Regions from separate parts of the Homo sapiens genome. Here region 2 is linked to region 1. Evidence: chromatin contacts called from ENCODE Hi-C data. All regions are on one chromosome and are shown on one strand. Each heading gives the region's core, a stretch centred on a gene start or an enhancer-like site at or near the end of the contact. The rest is flanking DNA. Distances are from core to core; before and after follow the strand shown. Region 1 holds the start of LINC01654 (long intergenic non-protein coding RNA 1654). Region 2 holds the start of TAS1R2 (taste 1 receptor member 2).

What was found. Hi-C counts contacts between places; a loop is a spot of excess contacts on that map.
Region 2: a loop to region 1 is called in a map of ascending aorta, with 5 times the contacts of the local background. The contact joins the promoter of TAS1R2 here to the promoter of LINC01654 in region 1. A Hi-C loop is called at or near these places in 1 of 168 maps with a recorded cell type or tissue (ascending aorta).

What each region holds. Positions count from the first base shown.
Region 1 is chr1:18,062,001-18,067,804 of GRCh38, reverse strand. LINC01654 (long intergenic non-protein coding RNA 1654) reads right to left here and starts at 2,148. Exons shown (of 3, transcript NR_125946.1): 1 at 1,958-2,148.
Region 2 is chr1:18,856,212-18,861,592 of GRCh38, reverse strand. It overlaps TAS1R2 (taste 1 receptor member 2), which reads left to right and starts at 1,933. Exons shown (of 6, transcript NM_152232.6): 1 at 1,933-2,114; 2 at 3,962-4,262. The coding sequence starts at 1,933.

The sequences.
Region 1 (5,804 bases), core at 899-3,398:
GGGGGCTCATGGGAAGGCCAGAGGGGATTGCCCCAGGCAGGGGCTGGGTGCCTGCTAGAGACGGAGTGGGCCTGGGAGGTTGGGGAGACGGTCAGGCTCTTTCAAATCCCTGAGGTGCTCTGTTTTGGACCGTAAGAACTCACTCCTGGGTAAGTCACTAAAGCCTAGGGTTAGGATGAGGACCAGGGGCCACCACAGAAGCCTCTGCTTTCCATCTGGGAAGTTGTTTCTTCTCCAGAGACCCAAGAACACAATCATTTTTGTTTCTTCCCTGTCATTCAACTTAGGCGACACAAGTCCTCAAGGGGCTGTTCTGTAAGCACAATGACCACAAATATGGATAGTATGCAGTGGTCAAATTCCAATCCATTATCTGTTGGCCTTAAGCAAGTCACATAACCTCCCTGGGCCTCATTATCCTCAACAGAATAATGGAAATACCAATACTGAACTCGAAGGGTTCCAGGGAGGAACAAATGAGCCTGGTGCCTAGAGAGCCCTCCATGAATAGTGAGTGCTCAACTCATTGCCTTTTCTGCTCCTCTACTCTGGCTTTGCCCTCTCTCCCTTTGTCTTCATCCTGCTTTTCCTATTCCCCCTCTCTCTTTTCTCCAAGCCTGTTGGGGCCTTGTGGACATTGCTTGTCTGAAACCAGTATGCAAACTGGTGGCTCCCAAACCTACTCCCTAAAAATGCAAAGTCAAGTCCCATCCCAGACCACTGAGTGGGAATCTGTTGCAGGAGGTCTCCGGAGCGCGCTCTGTAGACAAGCTCCCCAGGTGATTCTGCTATATCTAGTTCAGGTGTGGGCATTAGAGAACCACTAGAGGAGACCTCAGAATCATCCAAGCTGGCGACACCTCTTCCCCGTCTTCCCCAGCATCTCCCCTGAGGCAGTTCCAGCACCCATCTCCAACATCACCTGCCATCTCCCACTCCTCCCATCAGTCCTTCTGGGCTAGGCAAGGAGCCTCCGGGAGAGCTGGCAGCCCCGCCTAGGAAAAAGACAAAGGAAAAGGAAACTGCCACCCACTGCTTCCAGCAGCCTGAGTCACTGCTGGGGGTGGCTCATCTGTCTCACTGGGGAGTAGGAGCCCCTCCCTTTTCAGAGTAGATCCAGAGATCGAGCCCATGCATCTGTCCAAAGGAGAACATGATTTGAAGGAAGAGAAACTTCCCACTGTCACTGTCCCTTAGTCCATCTCCCTGGGTCCCTGGGTGGTTTTTGCTCACAGATGCTGTCGTAGGTTGCCCCAGACCTTGAGGCCTAGGGCCAATCCTACTCCTAGCCAGGAGCATTGTAAGGAGCCCTGGACCAGCTCAGCTGTCCCTTCATCAAGGAAGGCTTGCCCTGACCTTCGACCCAGGTAAGGGGTCTCCTACCTCACCCTATTATCAAGCCATTGTCCAGTTCTCTGTATTGACGATTGGTCCTGCCAAGTCCTCACTCCTAATTGCCTGCACAACATTTAGCTTCCCCCAGAATTTGCTCTTGCCTTTCCTCCCTCTCTATGCATCAACTGGCCACCCCTCAGCCAGTATAAGGGCATCTATTGACTAAACAAACTCCATGAATTAAGCTCTGCTTGATAAGCTTGTGGTGACCCATGAGACTGGGACCACAAAGGGTTTGACCACCACTTTCATGGGCATCAGAAATCTGTGTGAAGCTCCACATTCCCACTTCTCTGAGCTGGTAATGCCAAGTAGGCACATGTAGAACGTTCTCTAGCCTGGTTTCCTCCTTCCAAGAAGATGGGTGGGGTTCCATGTATGACCTGAGGGATTCTGGGAGACATCTGAGAAGCTGGCCCTGGCATCATCAGCACCATGGTCTTCCTAGATACATTACTTTCCATCTTGATCCTTTTAAAAATTATCACAAATTCACCGGCTAAATCAACACAAATTGCTTTTCCTGCAGTTCTAGAAGCCAGAAGTTTGACGTGAGGCTTACGGGCTAACACCAAGGTGTTCACATGACTGGTTTTTTATGGAGGCTCCAGAGCACAGCCTGTTTCCTGACTTTCCTAGCTCCTAGAATCCACTTGTATTCTTTGACTCAGGACCCTTTTTTCATTTTCGAAGCCATCAGCATGGCATCTTCTCTCTCTGATTCTGCCTCTCGTGTTGCATGGCCTTCTTCTCACACTGAATTCTCTATTCTCTTGTGTTCTCTTCCAGGACCCATTGTGACTACACAGAGCCCGCTGGAATAATCCAGGATAATGTCCTCATCCCAAGATCCTTCATGATTCTGCAGAGTCCCTTTTGCCATAAAAGTGACATTTGCAGGTTCTGGGAATTACGACAAGGACATTTTGTGGGGGAGCATATTCAGCCTACCACAGCAAGTGCCATCTATTGAGAAGAAACCATATACCAGCCCCGGTGTGAAGTACTCCTACCCACACCAACTCCTTGCATTTCTCCTAAATAACCCTATAAAGAAGGTCATATTCTTTCCTCCAATTTACACAGAGAGGTTAGGTAACTAATGGAAGGAAGTGGTGAAGCTGGGATTTGAACCCAACTGGCTCTTGGTGATACCAAAACTGTGCTCTTAAAACTAAATGAATCTACCCCTCCTTAGTGCTCCTCTCCTTCCAAGCTGCAGACTTGCAGATTTGGGCATTTCAAGTTGTCTCCTAACTACCCTGCTTCCTTTCCAGAGTGGCAGGGTATGGAGCTACCCTTCCACCCACCAGGAAAGAAGTCACCAAAGGAGACTCGGCAATTTTCTCACCCAAATCCTGCTGCTCCTGAGGAGCCCACCTGGCTCTCCAAGCCGTGCCTCTGCTCCCAGGTCAGCCTTCTCTCATGTGGAGACAAGGCAGACCCTGGGGGAGGTTTCTCAAAGGGGTAGGTGGGAGAGGAAATGTCAGGAGAGGAGACCAGAGCTCTAGAGCACCCAGCCACCTGCAGCCAGGGTGGAGAGACTGACCTCGATTGAGTCTGTCTTATCTCGGGCTGTGCTAACCTCACTCTCCCTTGCATCCTGGGCTCACGAGCTATTTCCGTCTCTGGATCAGATACGAGACCATGATTTATTGATTGTAATAAACATTGCTTAACACGGGCTTTGGCCACACAGCTCACTCACCATTTAAATAAATCCCAGCCCTAGGGGCTGATGGAGCCCTCTGTAATATGGAATGCCAGGTTAGAAGGAAGCCTGATGCTGGGCAGGGGGAGGAGGGGAAACAGGAGCCACGTGGGTGAATAGATGAACTCATTTGCAGCCAGAGAATTAAGGATCATCTGTTCCCCCCAACCCATGCTCCCTTATTACTCTATCAGTTACTCTTTAAGGGGCTCTTGCCGAGATGCTGCTTGTGGGCAGAGGCTGCCAGACCCCAGCACAAGCCACAGTGTTCTCCCCAGTCCCTTTCTGGCATCTCATGGGCATTTTTTTTTTTATTTGAGAGAGCCACAGTCTTTGTGTTATTTCATTTCCTGCTCTGGGGAAATGCAGCTGTCTCGGGATGAAGCATCAGCTCCTTTTTACACTAAAAGAATTTCCAAGCAGGTCAGACAGCCCTCCTCCACCCATTGGGCTTTGGGGGGCTACACTCTGCGGGAAACTGGAGGCGTGTCTGTGTAAGGAGGGATTTCCCTCTGTACTGATGAGAAGATAGGAAGCAGAACATGGGCTGCAAGGATGGGGTAACTTTTTTATGTGCTCAGCTCCAAGCGAAGTGCTCAGGAAACAATGGTTGATGATATTATAGTGATGGTAATGGTGCTGGCAGTCAAGGTCATGGAGGGAGTAGTGAGGATGATGAATGGGATGAATGGAAGACTCCGAGAGCTGACACTTGATTTTGTTCACTGCTGTGTCCCCAGTGGCTAGAAGAGTACCTGGCACATAATAGAGGCTCCATACATATTTGCCAGATGAAGGAAGAAATTAATGATGGTGCCGATGCAGGTGGTATGAGTGGTGTGGAGAAGACATCTATGAAATGTTGTCACAAGGTCGGGGGGATGGAGGTACCCATTATTGGGCTGATGTCATGGAAGAGTTCAGCGTGATGATGATATTGGGAGTAGCCACGTGGGTGGCTACTCAGATGGCAGAGAATATATGCTCTGGGGTTCCTCAAGGGATGAGAAACCATCCCAGCTGCTGCTGGGCCAGGCCTTGTGGAGAATGAGAGCTTTGCTCAGTGTTGGTGCCTGGCACTTGCTGGGTGCCCAGTGAGAGATCGAAAGGTCACAGTCATGGGGCAAGGCTTGGACCATCCCCATAGGCACCATCCCCATAGCTCAGATCTTTCCTTTCTGTTGCTCCTCTTTTCTCAGCTCTTTGTCCCTGCTCTTAAGACATCTATTCACCTCTGGCTTCAGCTTCCAGCCTTCTTACCTCACTTTTTGGCCACATCTGCTCTTCCCCATTCCCTGAGTGTCTCTTTCTCTCTCTCTCTTTCTTTCATGCACACATACACACACACACACACACACACGCACACATACACACATTTGCGGGCAGGGGCACTACGAACTTCATGGTTCAAGAAGGAGGAATGGAGAGCTTTAGTTAATTACCACCCCAAAGGAGAAGATAGGGAGGCATTCCTAGAGACTGCTCTGGAGTCAGACAGATCTGATTCAAATCCTAACATCAGGCAAGTTGTGTAAGCTCCCCAAGTCTGTTTTCACATCTATGAAATGAGGCATGATAATAACAGCACCAGCCTCAAAGGACAGCTGTGAGTTAGGAAGATTGTGTGGTGGAGTGCTCAGTGCTGTGCCTGGTGTGCAGAATGTGCTCAATACCAGTGACTTATTGTTGCTAGGCTGGGGTTGAACCCCCAACCCAGGCCAACTCACAGGCTTCCCATCAGCCTACAGGCGGATGATTTTGGTTCAGGCCTTGATCCCAGATCCAGTCAGCCATGACCAAGAGTGAGATCACTTCCTGAGCTATAAAGAATGAATAGAGTTGGGCCAGGCGCGGTGGTTCACGCCTGTAATCCCAGCACTTTGGGAGGCCGAGGCGGGTGGATCACGAGGTCAGGAGATCGAGACCTTCCTGGCTAACACAGCGAAACCCCGTCTCTACTAAAAATACAAAAAATTAGCCGGACGCTGTGGCGGGCGCCTGTAGTCCCAGCTACTCGGGAGGCTGAGGCAGGAGAATGGCGTGAACCCGGGAGGCGGAGCTTGCAGTGAGCCGAGATGGCGCCACTGCACTCCGGCCTGGGCAACAGAGCGAGACTGCGTCTCAAAAAAAAAAAAAAAAAAAAGTAAAAAAAAAAGGATAGAGTTGGATAGAACAGGAATCCAAGGTGCTAGGAAGTGTGCTAGAGCAAAATCAGAGCCAGGAATGGGTAAAGCACTCGTGGGGGCCACTGAGAGAGCAATGAGAGATCTGATCATGCTGGGAAAGTAGAGTGGGCTTGGCGCTGTCCATGGTCCTGAGAAACAGCAGTGAACAAGAGTGACAGAGACCCCCACTCACAACATTGATCATCTAGATGAGGTGGGGACAGTCTATGTGAAGAAGACAATGTGCAAATCAACAAATAATGGAATCCCCAAGGTGAACTGGGTGAAGGGAGTTTTGGAACAAACTGAAGTAGGGTAAGTGGCCAGAGAGGGACAGGACCCTGTCTATCTCTGTGGTTTATCTCATGCCTCTGTTGGGTCAGGTACTGTCATTACTGGCCCTACTTTACAAATGAAGAAACTGAGGCTCAGAAAGGCTAAATAACTTCTCACTGACTCTTGAAGCAGAATTCAAAGACAGGTGGTTGTACCCCAGAGTTCAGACCATTAATGCTCACAATCCTACCTTGTCT
Region 2 (5,381 bases), core at 684-3,183, 790 kb before region 1:
GCGGCAGTTGATTTCGTTGTAAAAAGAAACAACCTCGCACTTTGGCAAACTCACCTTTCTCCAAGCCTGCTCCACACCCCCCAGTTTTATTTAACTTAATTCCCACACCAAGTCCATGAGGCTGAAATTGTTATCCTTGTTTCAACGGGGAAGAAACAGAGCCTCAGAGAGATTAAGGAACCTGCCCATGCTCATCCAGCAAACAGCTGATGTCAAATCCAGGTGGGTCCACGTCACGTGGTTTCAAGGGTCCTCAAGTAGAGTGGACACACGCAGCAGGATCCGGTTAACGGTGTAAGGCTGGTAGCCAGTGCCCAGCGATGACGCAGACAGGAGGCTTGTTGCTGCTCAGAGCCGGGGAGGTTCCCTTGAACTGGGGGCAGGAGTGGTTCCTAGGAGGAGGAGAAGCTCAGACTGGGCCCTGAAGGAGGAGCAGGGCTTGGCTGGGGTGGGGCAGGAGAGAGCATGTTTTTATTTGTTTTTATTTTTTATTTTTTGAGATGGAGTCTCACTCTGTAGCCCAAGCTGGAGTGCAGTGGCATGACCTCAGCTCACTGCAACCTCTGCCTCCTAGGCTCAAGCGATTCTCGATTCTTGTGCCTCAGCCTCTCGAGTAGCTGGGATTACAGTGTGTGCCACCATACCCAGCTAATTTTTTGTATTTTTAGTAGAGACCGGGTTTCACCACGTTGCCCAAGGTGGTCTCAAACTCTTGAGCTCAGATGATCTTCCTGTCTCGGCCTCCCAAAGTGCTGGGATTACAGGCGTAAGCCACCGTGCCCAGCCGATCATGGGGTTTTTGATCACCTTTTTCTACCTTGAAGCCTCTGCCCATCAGAACCATGGAGCGCAGCAGCCGGGTATGTGCCTGTGACAGACCCATTCCAGCCATGTGGTGTGTGGCAGGTTCCCTAGGGCTCGGCCACATGTTGGTAGGCCTGGAAAGGAGCAAAACAGCACTAAATGGACAGGGGTCTCTGATTCAAATGGGTCCCTAATTCACTGGAGCCACCTCCCCGCTTCTGACTCCTTGGGCGTATTCACCTTTGAATTTAGGAATTTTCAACTTTCTGTTTTGCCAACAACCCTGCCCTTTGGTGTGGGGTCCAAGGGGTCGGGGACCCAGAGTGGGTGTTGCTAGGCTGACTGATGGCAGCCTTCAGAGGGAGTGAGACCACCCCTCCCTTCCCTCCTTCCCCCACCCTCTTTGACACCGCTGGGTTTTTTTTTTTTTTTTTTTTTTATCAAAAGCACTAATTTTGTGATGTAATGTGATGTAGCGATGAAGGACCCAGCCCCGGAGTCAGACCATGTGGTTTGAATCTCAGCTCTGCTAGTCAGGAAGCCTGGGCTGGATTTCTTAATTTCTCAGTGCCTCCATTTCTTCATCTTTGAAATGGGGTTAGTAATAGTCCCGGTTACTGCAACCATTATATGAGATGATGAACCGCGACACCAGCATGATGCCTGGTTCTTATTGACAATGGCTACCACTTTCTCCACACCTATACATCACTACATGCCTGGCCTAACTTGGCTGGACTCCAGAGCTTGGGCTCTTTTGGCCACAGTACTCTGTTTCCTGACAGCACTTATGTCCTTTACTCCTGAAATATTTGAAATGTCAGGAAGATGAGACTTGTCCTTGGACAAGTGGCAGAAGGCCAGGGCATGGCCAAGTTATCAGGATGCTCTCTCTTTCCAAATAGGGTTCCCCTAGACCACCTAGCCCCTCTATGCTCTAAGAAAGAATCATCATAATTCCACCCTCCTTTCCTCCCTCTGGGCCCCCAAACCTCTCCACCTGCTCCAGGTGCCCCACAGTCGGTGGCAGGACCATCGCTATGTAAATGTCTGTGCAAATACCCTGGTGTCAAGCTGCCAATTCTCCAGTGAGGCAGGACTACCTCCTGAGACCATCACTTCCCAGCCATGGGGCCCAGGGCAAAGACCATCTCCTCCCTGTTCTTCCTCCTATGGGTCCTGGCTGAGCCGGCTGAGAACTCGGACTTCTACCTGCCTGGGGATTACCTCCTGGGTGGCCTCTTCTCCCTCCATGCCAACATGAAGGGCATTGTTCACCTTAACTTCCTGCAGGTGCCCATGTGCAAGGAGTGAGTCTCCAGTGTGGGGCTGGAAGTGGCAGTGGGGATGGGGTGGGAGGCCAGGCCTGGTCCTGTGGGTCCTTGGGAGCCAGACCAGGACCAAGGGCTTAAAGCACTCCTCCCCATTCATTGCCAACCCCCTTATTCTGGATCCATGCCCCTAGTCCTCAGGGAGGCCCCGTATAATATGGGTTACCAAAATCTTTGGCGACTGTGCTCTGAAACACTGAGACTGGGGTCATCTCAGTGCCATTTTTTTTAAATAGAGTTACAGAATGTTTGAGCCTAGAGGGCTCTTAGAGGCCATCAAGACTGCTCCCACCCACTTTGGCAACTGGGGGACTCCCAATGGGTCCATGTCAAAGCCCATTCTGAAAACCTTTGGGAGGCAGAATGTGATTTTTCTGTAGCAGGTTCTGTGGTGGGTAGGGGTGCTTTTGGGCCGAGAGGGAAGTTCCTCTTCCCCCACCTCCTCCCTGAGCCCCTTGGGGTGGCAGCATCACTTGGAGATTGTGGGGGCTGTGTGCATCTGCATGCAAGCACGAAGGACATGGAGCCAGCCTGGGACTAAAAAAGAGTGACCTCTTGCAGAGAGGGTGAAGGTATTGCGGGAGACAAGGAGAAAGGAAGAACAGTGCAAAAGATGATTAAGGGTTGAGTATGAGAAATGCATCATTTATGACACTGGGGAAGATTATATGCTGGCTTGAGAATGGTGAAGGTGATGGCACCAGGCATGATGCTGGGTTTTCTAATGCTTGTGATCATGGTGGGGTGTATAATGATGGTGATAGTTGTGATGAAAGTAATGGTGGTGATGCTGATAATGTTGATAACAGTAATACTGGTGATGATGACAATGATAAAAAGTATGATGGTGATGATGATGATGATAGTGGTAATGGTGGTGATGATGGTGATGGTAGTGATGATGATGGCAGTGGTGGTAATAGTGTTGGCAGTGATGGTGCTGGTAGTGATAATGGTGATGGTTGCGTTGATGATGGTGATGGTTTTAACGATAGTGTTGGTGATGATGGTGATGGTAGTGATGATGGTGTTGGTGGTGATGATAGTGATGCTGAAGATGGTGCTGATGGTGGTGATGGTGTTGGTGATGATGGCGATGGTAGTGATGCTGGTGATGGTGTTAGTGATGGTGTTGGTGATGGTGGTGATCGTAGTGATGCTGATGATGGTGCTGATGGTGTTAGTGATGACGTTGGTGATGGTAGTGATGATGGTGATGGGGGTGGTGATGATGGTGATGCTGATAATGATGGTGCTGATGATGGTGATGGTGGTGAGGGTGTTACTGATGGCGTTGGTGATGGTAGTGATGATGATGTTGGTGGTGGTGATGGTGGAAATGGTGGTGGTGATGGTGGTGATGATGGCTGTGATAATGGTCGTGCTGATAGTGATGGTGGTGACGGTGATGATGGTGGTGATGATGGTCACAAGGTTGTGGTGACAGTGATGGCCCTGGTGGTGATATTGGTAATATGGGTAGTGGGTGATGATGGTGATAGTGGTGATGGTGGTGATGGAAGTCTTAGTGGATAATGATGGTCACATTGGTGGACATTGGTAGAGTGGTGATGGAGGTTATAGGGATAGTAGTGATGATGGCCACATGGATAACAGTATCAGTGGTGGCCATATGGGCAATGGTGACCCTAGAGATGTGGTATGGTGACAATGACATGGTGAAAATGCCCGAGTCTTCTGGAGTGGCTCTTCTCAGTCAATGCCTTGGCTTTCCTGTGGCAGGAAGGAGGAGTGGGCTGGTTCTCTTATCTCTTCCTTCCTCATTCTGGATCTGCTTCCACCTCATGATGCTGTGGCCCCTCCAGGTATGAAGTGAAGGTGATAGGCTACAACCTCATGCAGGCCATGCGCTTTGCGGTGGAGGAGATCAACAATGACAGCAGCCTGCTGCCTGGTGTGCTGCTGGGCTATGAGATCGTGGATGTGTGCTACATCTCCAACAATGTCCAGCCGGTGCTCTACTTCCTGGCACACGAGGACAACCTCCTTCCCATCCAAGAGGACTACAGTAACTACATTTCCCGTGTGGTGGCTGTCATTGGCCCTGACAACTCCGAGTCTGTCATGACTGTGGCCAACTTCCTCTCCCTATTTCTCCTTCCACAGGTGAGGCCCCTGGGCCCTGGAGAAGGACCTGGGGAGGGGGGCAGAGGAATGGCTGTCTAGAGGCCTCAGAAGCCACTTCCTCCATCAATCATGGGAGGTGATGATAGGACCAGAAGCAGGGTCAGGACATCAGCCCAAATCTTGAGAAGGTAGCCCAGCTTATGGAGTAAGGGCTCAGGCTTTGGAAGCGGGCAGATCTGGTTGTGCAACTTGGCACCGAGCCTTGGCCACAGTGAAGCCTTTGGCAAATCTCTTGACTCTTCTAGCCTCAGTTTCCTCACCTGTAAAGTGGGATGATAAGCGTTCCATCCCAGGACTGTCTGAAGGTTAGTGTTCAACCTGTGTAAATTTCTGGCACACAGTAGGTAGTAAATAATGTTGTTTTATAAAGCATCTTGCACAGGAATAAAAACTTGAAGTGCTTAGTATTATTCTGTACAGCTGCCTAGCACAAGGTCTGCCTCGTAGTAGGTCCTCACAAAAGGGTGATTTGTATTACTACTATTATTATAACTATTATCATAATCATGATTGAAAGTGCCAAGTGCAGTACTGGTACAGGCTATATATTCATTAAAGATCAGCTAGCAAAAGACTTGGCACACAGTAGGTAGTCACAAATATTGTGATTGTTACTGTTTAATGTTAGTACTTTTACATGAAGCATCTAGCTGAGGACTGAATTCATTCTTTCATTCATGTAACAGATATTTATTGAGCACCTACTATGTGCCAGGTACTGTTGTAGGTGCTGGGATACAGCTGGCAACAACTTAGAAATCATCGCCCTCATGGAGTTTCTCTTCTAGTGGAGAGAGACAGAAAATAAATGTAAACAATAATAGGTGATGCAGGATGTTAGAGGTGAGAAGTGCAATGAATAAAATAAAAATGTGGGCAGGGTGGGGGTGTCTGGCATGTCAGTGGAAAGGAGGAGTTGGTAGAAGGAGATTGCAATTTTCAACAGGGTGGTCAGGTGGGTGTCACTGACAATTGGGCGAAGACTTGAGGGAGGTGAAGGAGTGAGGGAGCCATGAGGGACCTAGCAGAAGAACATTCCAAGAAGAGGGGTTAGCAAGTGCCAAGGCCAGGAGGTGCCTGGTATGTTTGCGGAACTAG